2 separate regions of the Homo sapiens genome follow, and region 2 is linked to region 1. A link is an interaction called in ENCODE POLR2A ChIA-PET data of the cell type or tissue named here. Cell type or tissue: PC-3. All regions are shown on one strand.

Region 1 (5,000 bases):
TTCTTTCCTTTCTTTCTTTCTTTCCTTCCTTCCTTCCTTCCTTCTTTCTTTTTTTCTTTCTCCTTCCTTCTGTCCGTCCTTCCTTCCGTCCGTCCTTCCTTCCTTCCTTCCTTCCTTGCTTCCTTCCTTCCTTCTCTTTCTCTCTCTTTCTGTCTTTCTTTCTTTCATGAGATCTTGTTCTGTCATCCAAGCTGGAATGAAATGGTGTGATCAGAGCTCAGAGCTCCTGAGCTCAAGCTATCCTCCCACCTCAGCCTCTTGAGTAGCTAAGACTAGAGGTGTGGACTGCCACCATCAGCTAATTTTAATTTTATTTATTTATTTATTTTTGGTAGGGACAGAGTCTTGCTATGTTGCCAGGCTGGTCTTGAATTCCTGGGCTTAAGTGATCCTCCCACCCTGGCCTCCCAAAGCACTGGGATTACCAGTGTGAGCCACTGAGCCTGGCCAAGTGGCAGGGGTCTTTCTGTTACATAATGCTGTGTGGATAGAGTGAAAAGTCATAAATCCTAGCTCTCCTGCCAACTCACTTTGACAGACTGTTTCCTCTTTGGGCCTCAGTTATTGTATCTATATAATAGGATTAGCTTAGATGCCCTAGGATTCCCTAGATGGCTTGTGTGATGTTGTTCTTGTTGTTTTTGTTGTTGTTTGAGACAGAGTTTTGCTCTGTTGCCCAGTCTGGAGTACAGTGACAGGATCATAGCTCACTGTAGCCTCGACCTCCCAGACTCAAGCAATCCTCCCACCTCAGCCTCCTGAGGAGCTGGGACTACAGGGACATGTCACCATGCCCAGCTAAGTTTTTGGTATTTTTTTTTTTTTTTTTTGTAGAATCATTGCTATTGCCTTGCTCTTCATTCCCCAAGCTGGTCTTGAACTCCTGGGCTCAAGGAATCTGCCTGTCTTGGCCTCCCAAAGTGCTGGGATTACAGGTGTGAGCCATGACACCCAGCTCCTAGATGGCATACTGACCCCATCATGGCTCGCTCTGGCTGAAGAAGTTATACCTCCAAACCCTGCTCCTGAACACTCAAGATCAGCAGTAGCAAGGGCCTATGCTCCAGGTCCCTGGGGGGTCTAGGTAACTGGAGAGACAGGGCTGTGTGCCCTCTGGTATCTCCTGTGTCTGGACATTCATGCTGAGAGCAGGAGCTGAGAAAGGAGGAGGAGAAAGAGATTCAAGTTCTTCCCAAAAACCTGAGGGACCCCCAGGGCTCACGTGCCCCTATGCCTTTCTCGCAATGCCAGTCTAAGAGGGCCTCTTGGTAGGAATAAAGGAACCATCTGCTCACCCTCCTATGTCCCAGAAGACAAAAGCACTTGAGTTGCAGCTGGAGGAATGTAGGTTACACTCATAGACTGCCAAACTGGAAACTGCCAGGGTCCAGGCATGATTCCATCCTGCAGGGCCGAGGAGAGGCAGCAGAAGAAGTTGATGAATTGCACTTGCCAGAATTTGCACTCAAGCCCTGGGTTAGAAGGTGGATTCAAACTAAGTGATGCCTGGTGCTCTCTAAGCCTCAGGAAGAGTCCTCTTCCTCCAGCCCAGGAGGTCCTCAGCCCCTGCTTTAGACCTCAATGACCCCCATGGCCTGTGGATGTAAGGGTAAAGCTCTACCTGGCATTTGAAATCTCTGCAGCCTGGGAGCCCCTGTCTCCTCAGCCCCACTTCTTCTTTTTGTTGATACAGGCTGGGCAAGAGCCAGGCCTTCTTTTTCTGTCTGGTAAATGCTCTCTGCAGCTGAGGCTTCTGCCCCTCTCCTGGAATGCCAGCTTCTTTATTCTGGGCCCCTCCTCCAGGAAACCCTCCCAGACTAATCAAATCTCAACCAAGCCAGGACTACCACCTCCCCTGACTCCCAACACTCCTCTGCAGTCAGTTCCTTGCTGAGGGTCTTGGCCTTTCTCTCAGTGGAACAGGAAAGGCCCTTCAGGGTGGCCTGGGGCAGAGCCAGCCACACTGGAGTGAAGTGGGGTTAGAGAGGTTTCCTGGGGGAGGAAGGCCCTAGCAGAGGGAGCCAATTTGGCATCAAATGTTCTGAGGCTGCTCTCGTGGAGGACAGAGGCCGGGAGCAGATCTGACTCATTCCTGCCACTTTGCCTGGCTGCACGCCCAGCCAGAGGGCTTTCTCAGACACCTGTCCAGCAGAGTGACATCCATTTAGGACTGTACTGTCTAATATGGTAGCCAATGGCCACATATGGCTTTTTTTCCTTTTTCTTATTTTTTAAAATTAGCAATGGGGTCTCACTGTGTTGCCCAGGCTGGAGTGCAGTGATTATGCACAGATGTGATCATCATGCAATACACCCTTGAAGTCCTGGCCTCAAGCAATCCTCTTGCCTCAGCCTCCTGAATAGCTGGGACTAGAGGCACATGCCACCATACTGGGCCACATATGACTTTTTTCTTTTTTTCTTTTTTTTTTTTAAGATGTGCAGTCTGGGTGCAATGGCTCGTGCCTGCAGTCCCAGCACTTTGGGAGGCTGAGGCAGGTGGCTCACCTGAGGTCAGGAGTTCAAGACCAGCCTGGCCAATATGGTGAAACCACGTGTCTACTAAAAATATAAAAAATTAACCGGGTGTGGTGGCGGGCATCTGTAATCCCAGCTACTCGGGAGGCTGAGGCAGGAGAATTGCTTAAACCCGGGAGGCTGAGGTTGCAGTGAGCCAAGATAGCACCATTGCACTCCAGCCTGGGCAACAAGAGCGAAACTCTGTCCCAAAAAAAAAAAAAAAAAGATGTCCAACTATATACTGACAAATAAGGCTTTGAGCATATGAAATGGGGCTGCCCTACGCTGAGATGTACTGTGAGCGTAAAGCACACACTAGATTTCAAAGACTTAGCACAAAAAATGTAAAATATTTCATTAGTTTTTTTCTATTAATATTAGTGACAGATTAAAATGCATATATTTTGGATATAATTGGGTTAAATTAAGTACATTATTTAAATGACTTGTTTCTTTTTACATTTTTCTTTTCTTTTTTTTTTTTTTGAGACTGAGTCTTGCTCTGTTGCCCAGGCTGGAGTGCAGTGGCGCGATCTTGGCTCACTGCAACCTCTGCCTCCTGGGTTCAAGCGATTCTCCTGTCTCAGCCTCCCAAGTACCTGGGATTACAGGTGCACACCACCACGCCCAGCTAATTTTTGTATTTTTAGTAGAGATGGGGTTTCACCATGTTGGCCAGAGTGGTCTCGAACTTCTGACCTCAGGTGATCCGCCCGCCTCGGCTTCCCAAAGTGCTGGGATTACAGGTATGAGCCACGGTGCTCAGCTACATTTTTGTTTTTGAGACAGGGTCTTGCTATGTTGCCCAGGATGGTCTTGAACTCCGAGGCTCAAGTGATTCTCCTGCCTCAGCCTCCCAAAGTGCTAGGATTACAGACATGAGCCACTGCACCCGGCCTTATGTCTCTTTCTATATATTTTATATCAGTATTAGAAAATTTTAAATTACAAAAATGGCTCACACGTCATTTCCATTTTACAGAAGAGGAAATAAGCTTCAGAGGGTTTGAGTGACAGATGGTGCAAAACCCAGGTATGACCCGGGTAAGTGGGCCCTTGGATTTGTGAGCAGATAAGACTTCAAAAGAGATACATTCCCCAGGCCTTGCTTCTGGCTAGAGGATAAATGCCAGAACATTTCGTGATCAAAGAGTCACATCTCCTCCTCCCCCCGAGTCTTGACCAACCAGCAGTACATTTGGCCTTTGAGGGTGGCCTCAGAGTTGATGTTGTGACCCATGGATGCGAGAGGATCCCCAAGATGCTCAGGCTGTTGTCTGACCTCTCTCCCCAACCCCAGGCCAGCTCCAACTGCATCCGAAAGCCTTCTGCCCTGCTCCAACCCCTCTTAGCTTTGACATCAGCTGTGGCTCCCTCCCAGGCATCAACTATCAGGTTATCTTGCAACCTCCACCTCAGACCTATTTCTGTTCCTGTCTCCAGCTGTTGCTCAGTCCACAGATCACTCTCCCCACAGATGAGCACGCCAGTGGGTATGTGTCCAGCGCTAGCCATGAGGGGACACTCCCAAGCCTTTGCAACAGCAGCAGCTATAGGGTGACCATGGGATTGGAAGACAGCCCTCTGCAGAAGGAGCTTCAGGGGGATCAGATCTTCACAACCATCCCACCTCCTGAGGCCCGCCCCATAGAAGGGACTTGCTCTGGGGCCCACAGCCTGCACTGGAGGGAAGACTGTGACCCTTGCCTGGGCACAGACTCCGCAGGCTGTGGCTGCTGGCAGGCCCACAGCCCTGCCTGGATCAATCCAAGGGCCACCACTGGCTGCCCAGGGAGGGCCCCTCTGGGGTCCTGGGAGCAAGTAGAGCTCATCTTGTCTTGGGTGTCCCAAATGTCCCCAGCATCACTTCCAGGGGAAAATCTTGTCCTGAATGAGGACTTAGGACCCAGTCCTGGGTCCCTTGAGGCCAGGTGTGCTGGGATCCAGCTGGGACATCCCATTTGGATATAATAGGGTCAAATCTGGGGCTGTAATTATAACATAAGGAGGCCACTTTCAGCTTTAAAATAGTTTTAAATTTAAAAAGTGAATAAGGGAAAGGACTTAGGGAGTGAGGATTCTTGGCAGTCTCGGGGTAATTATTATAAAACCAGCTCCCATTTTCCAAGTCCTCTGCAGCGCCGGGCCTGTGATGCCACCATCCCTGGGAGGGGCTGGACAGGGTCCCTGGCACAGTTAGCAGCATTGGGGCTATTATGCCACCTCCAGATGGCCACCACCATACCCATCCCACCCTCCTTTGAGCCCAGTTGCTCTAGTATAGAGTAGAAGAGTTACTGGACAGATCCTGGTTCAAATCCTGCTCTGTGACCTGCCTACCTAACCTCCCTGAGCCTCATCATCCTCATCTGTAAAATGGGGTAACAGCAGTTCTTGGATCGCAGGGAGAGCTGGACGTCTGCCTCAGGCCCTTTACCTGCTTTAACAGGAACATTACTGGCGTTGCTTCCCTGTTACCA
Region 2 (5,000 bases), 86 kb after region 1:
TTCCCTCTCAAAAAAAAAAAAAAAAAAATCCTTTTGAAACTATGTGTTTCTCTATTTTAAAAATTTGTTGTTGTTGTTTTGTTTTGTTTTTGTTTTTGTTTTTTGAGACAAAGTCTCACTCTGTTGCCCAAACTGGAGTACAATGGTGCGACCTCGGCTCACTGCAGCCTCCACCTCCCAGGTTCAAGCAGTTATTGTGCCTCAATTTCCTGAGAAGTTGGGATTACAAGTGCCTGCCACCATGCCTGGCTAATTTTTGTATTTTTTATAGAGACTGGGTTTCACCATGTTGACTAGGCTGGTCTTGAACTCCTGACCTCAAGTGATCCACCCATCTCAGCCTCCCAAAGTGCTGGGATTACAAGAGTGAGCCACCGTTCCTGGCCTATTTTTAAAATTTTGAACTATGTTCATAATTATCACAAGGAAGAATTATGACCTCATATAGATAGTTTATGATAAAAAACATTGTCCTCTTTGTTTATGTTTTCCAGAGGAAAATCAGTATGACCTTTTTAAAAACAATGGGCTTCCACTCATGATTCAAGCCTTAACTGAATCGCAGAATGAGGAACTGAACAAAGCTGCCACATTTGTGCTTCACAACTGCAAAAAAATTAGTAAGTGTACTATTACTTTAAGAACATACCAACCAAAGTTTATAAAGGAGAATTTATTTCTGCTTTCATGAGCCAAGGCCCTATAGCTCTCAGATTCTTCTTACATTTGAAAAGCAGACTAGGCCCTGCACAGTGGCTCATGCCTGTAATCCCAGCACTTTGGGAGGCCAAGGCAGTCAGATCGCTTGAGTCCAGGAGTTCAAGACCAGCCTGGGCAACATAGAGAAACTCTGTCTCTATAAAAAAATATATATATAGAAAAAATTATCTGGGCATGGTGGCACATGCCTGCCAGCTACTTGGGAAGCTGAGGTAGAAGGATCATCTGAGCTCAGGAGTTGCTCAGGTCGAGGCTGCAGTGAGCTGTGTTTGCACCACTGGCCCTCCAGCCTGGGTCATAGAGTGAGACCCTGTCTCAAAAAAAAAAAAAAAAAGAAAATCAGAGTATAAAATTTGGACATGACAACTAGGGTATATTCAGCATATACAAACCCATGTGGAAGAGAGCAGCAGTATAGATAATTCACTATTTTATGCCGTGTGCACAAATTTAGTTTGCAGGAATTAAATTTGTGGACTAAGGGTTACTTATTGTTAAATCATAAGTACATTCATTTATTTAAAAATGTTTGGGGCCGGGCGCGGTGGCTCACGCCTGTAATCCCAGCACTTTGGGAGGCCGAGGCAGGCGGATCACGAGGTCAGGAGATTGAGACCATCCTGACTAACACAGTGAAACCCCGTCTCTACTAAAAATACAAAAAATTAGCCGGGCGTGTTGGCAGACGCCTGTAGTCCCAGCTACTCGGGAGGCTGAGGCAGGAGAATGGCGTGAACCCGGGAGGCAGAGCTTGCAGTGAGCCGAGATTGCGCCACTGCACTCCAGCCTGGGCGACGGAGCAAGACTCTGTCTCAAAAAAAAAAAAAAAAACGTTTGGGCTGGGCATGGTGGCTCACGCCTGTAATCCCAGCACTTTCGGAGGCCTAGGCGGGTGGATCACGAGGTCAGGAGTTCAAGACCAGCCTGGCGAACATGGTGAAACCCTGTCTGTACTAAAAATACAAAAAAAATTAGCCAGGCCTGGTGGCGCACGCCTGTAGCCCCAGCTACTCGGGAGGCTGAGGCAGAAGAATTACTTGAACCAGGGAGGCAGAGGTTGCAGTGAGCCAAGATCGTGCCACTGCACTGCAGCCTGGGTGACAGAGCAAGACTCTGTCTCAAAAAAAAAAAAAGTTTGAGTTTCTGTTATGTGCCAAGGCAGAGTGCTAGACATCAGGGACATCAGGGATACAGTGATGAAAAACAGTCTGTGTATTCACAGAGCTTAGTTTTAACTACAGAAATAGACAGTAACTCAAAAAATGAGATTATGTGTTATTATAAATTGACATAACAAATATATAGGGATAGACCACAGGTCTTTAAGAGCCTATAACAAAGGAATCTGGTCTAGACGTGGAGCAGAAAAGGCATTGGGAGGAAGTGATTCTTGAGCTGAGAACTGAATGTCTAGAGTTAATTAGGTGAAAAGAAAGGAATTTGTTATCAGTGAGTGTCTCAAGCATAAGCAACAGTGAGGCACAAAGGCCCTGTGATAGGAGGGAACCTGGTGCACTTAAGGAATTGATGGCCAGTGTAGCTTGAGCTCAGAGGGCAGTGTCCATGATGAGAATTTTGATCTTTGTGGAAGAAAAACTGCAGACACAGTATGTTTAAAAAAAAAGGATTATAGGAAGGAATCAATTTTTGAACATTATTTTTTTAAAAAAACTACTTTATTTTTGAGACGAAGTCTCACTCTGTCGCCAGGGCTGGAGTGCAGTGGCTCAGTCTCTGTTCACTGCAGCTTGTGCCTCCTGGGTTTGAGGGATTCTTGTGCCTTAACTTCCAGATTATCTGGGAATACAGGTGCGTGCCACAATGCCTGGCTAATTTTTTTTTTTTTTTTTTAGTAGAGGTGGAGTTTCACCATATTGGCCACGCTGGCCTTGAGCTCCTGACCTCAAGTGATCCTCCCGCCTCGGCATCCCAAAATGCAAGGATTACAAGTGTGAGCCACTGTGCCGGGCCTAAAAAACTAACTACTTTAAAACCAGTATCCATGTACCTGAGGGTGTTTATGTGTCTGGCATAACATATTTGCATGTTTTTTCTCCTGTAACTCTGAAGAGTAAAGTCTGATTTATGACTGTTTGAGTCCTGGGCCTCTGCTAGATAATCTTCCACTTACTTTTCAGTACCAATTAAGCTGTTAAGATAGTCTGGATGGAAAAATTTAGAGAAAGGAGAGGGTGGGCTGTGAAGTTGTCCTTATATATAAAGTGTTTAAATAACTTTTCATTCATTGTTTTTTCCCATACTACAAAGCTGAGAAATTATCTCTAAGTCTAGGAGAATATCCTTTTGATGAAAATGAAACACAGCAATTAAAGGACATAAGTGTGAAGGAGAATAATCTTGAAGAGCACTGGAGGAAAGCAAAGGAAATTCTACACAGAATAGAACAGCTTGAAAGAGAAGGAAATGAGGTTGGATTCTTTGTTTTAAAGAATATAGAACTTTTTTCAAATTTTTAAAATTTCTTTCTTTTTTCTCCATACTACACTGACATATAAATTTTTTGTTAATTTTTTTTGAGACAGAGTCTTGCTCTGTTGCCCAGGTTGGAGTGCAGTGGCACGATCTCGGCTCACTGCAACCTCCGCCTCCCAAGTTCAAGTGATTCTTATGCCTCAGCCTTTCAAGTAGCTGGGATTACAGATGTGCGCCACCACACCCGGCTAATTTCTTTGTATTTTTAGTAGAGACAGGGTTTCCTCATGTTGGCCAGGCTGGTCTTGAATGCCTGACCTCAAGTGATCTCCCTGCCTTAGCCTCCCGAAATGCTGGGATTACAGGCATGAGCCACCATGCCCAGCCAATATTTTTTAACAGTAGAGGTTGGAGGGTAAAAAATTTTTTCTTCCCAAGTTATTTTTTAAAGTTTTAAATAGTTTTAAATGGAAAACTCCATAGTAATACTGGAAGAATCATGCTTTGACATAAAACAACAATAAAAGATTTTTAAAAAGTAGAAATGATGACTGAAAAGACAGGAAATGTGGAATATTGAGCCAAGAGATCTAACATCTGAATAATTGGGGTTCAAGAAAGAGAAAAGTAGTAATAATCTAATAACTTCTTTCCTCTTTATATAAATATATTTTTCTATGTATGCATGCTTTGTGTTTTTGTATATGCATATGTGTTAAAAAATCAAAACATAGTGTCCAAGTTAGTATAATATAGTGATTTTATTATTTTAATTGTCTGAGTAGTATTCACTATTGCAGATGTGCCATAATTGATTTAACCAGTCCTTTATTGATGGACATGTAAGTTATATTTAAATTTTTACCATTGCAAACAACTCTAAATACCTGCTACACATGTACCCGTGTGTGTGTGTGTGTGTGTGTGTGTGTGTGTGTGTGTGTGTATTCTGTAACAGCTTTAATGAGATATAATTCACATACCGTACAGTTCACCCATTTAAAGTACAGTCAACCCTTGGTATCTATGGGGGATTGGTTCCAGGACCTCCCACAGATACCCAAATTCATGGATGCTGTGAACTTTAGGGAAAGTTTAGGCAAGTTATTTAATCTCTTTGTGCTTTAGTTTCATCATCGATAAATGGAGAAAATAATAGTACCTCTCAAATACCTAGATAGACATAGTTTTTGTTATGAAAGATACTGTCAAATTGTTTCACCACAGAAGATGTATCAACTTACACTCCCACTAGCAATGTTTAAGAGTACATGTTTCCCCACAGCGTTTTGATCTTTGTGAGTGTAATAGATGAAGAAAAATATCTCAGTGTAGCTTTAATATTTATTTATCTTAAGTGGGATGAAACATTTTTTCTTGTGTTTAAGAGCTATTAATATTTCCTTTCCTATAAACTATCTGTTCATCTTCTGTGCCTGCTTTTCCATGCTATCGTTGATCTTTTTTCATATTTCATTATAGTAGCTTTTTATAAATGTTATTTTTAAAAGTTATCCTTCAGCTTGGGCAACATGGCAAAACCCTGTGTCTACAAAAAAATACACAATTAGCCAGGTGTGGTGTTGTATGCCTGTGGTCCCAGCTACTCAGGAGGGTGAGGTGGGAGGATTGCTTCAGCCCAGGAAGTCGAGGCTGCAGTGAGCTGTGATCATGCCACTGCACTCCAGTGTGGGTAACAGAGCAAGACCCTGTCTCAAAAAATATATATATATGTATATCCTGTTGCTTAAGATATATGCTTTATACATATTATTTCTGGGTGTTTTGATTGTCATTTGGTTTTGCTTCTGGTTCTTTATTCCTGAGATCCCTGCCCAGAATAACGT

The links. Peaks named below come from ENCODE experiments on the same cell type or tissue, not always from the same donor. Only the 100,000 strongest peaks of a DNase experiment are listed, where the experiment ranks them.
Region 2: POLR2A ChIA-PET joins it to region 1 with 9 read pairs; 5 of 35 experiments call an interaction of 5 or more read pairs at or near these places.

The regions. Positions count from the first base shown.
Region 1 is chr16:66,856,241-66,861,240 of GRCh38, reverse strand. LOC124903699 (a long non-coding RNA gene) reads left to right here. Exons shown (of 4, transcript XR_007065088.1): 2 at 3,503-3,553. Among named protein-coding and RNA genes, the nearest start is that of CA7, 14 kb to the right of the region's middle. RefSeq lists a silencer at 1,929-2,129. In PC-3, no CTCF peak of the experiment used is centred here; a DNase peak (open chromatin) is centred at 2,090.
Region 2 is chr16:66,770,738-66,775,737 of GRCh38, reverse strand. It overlaps TERB1 (telomere repeat binding bouquet formation protein 1), which reads left to right. Exons shown (of 19, transcript NM_001136505.2): 12 at 495-620; 13 at 2,989-3,149. Among named protein-coding and RNA genes, the nearest start is that of DYNC1LI2-DT, 21 kb to the right of the region's middle. RefSeq lists a silencer at 2,106-2,306. In PC-3, no CTCF peak of the experiment used is centred here; no DNase peak of the experiment used is centred here.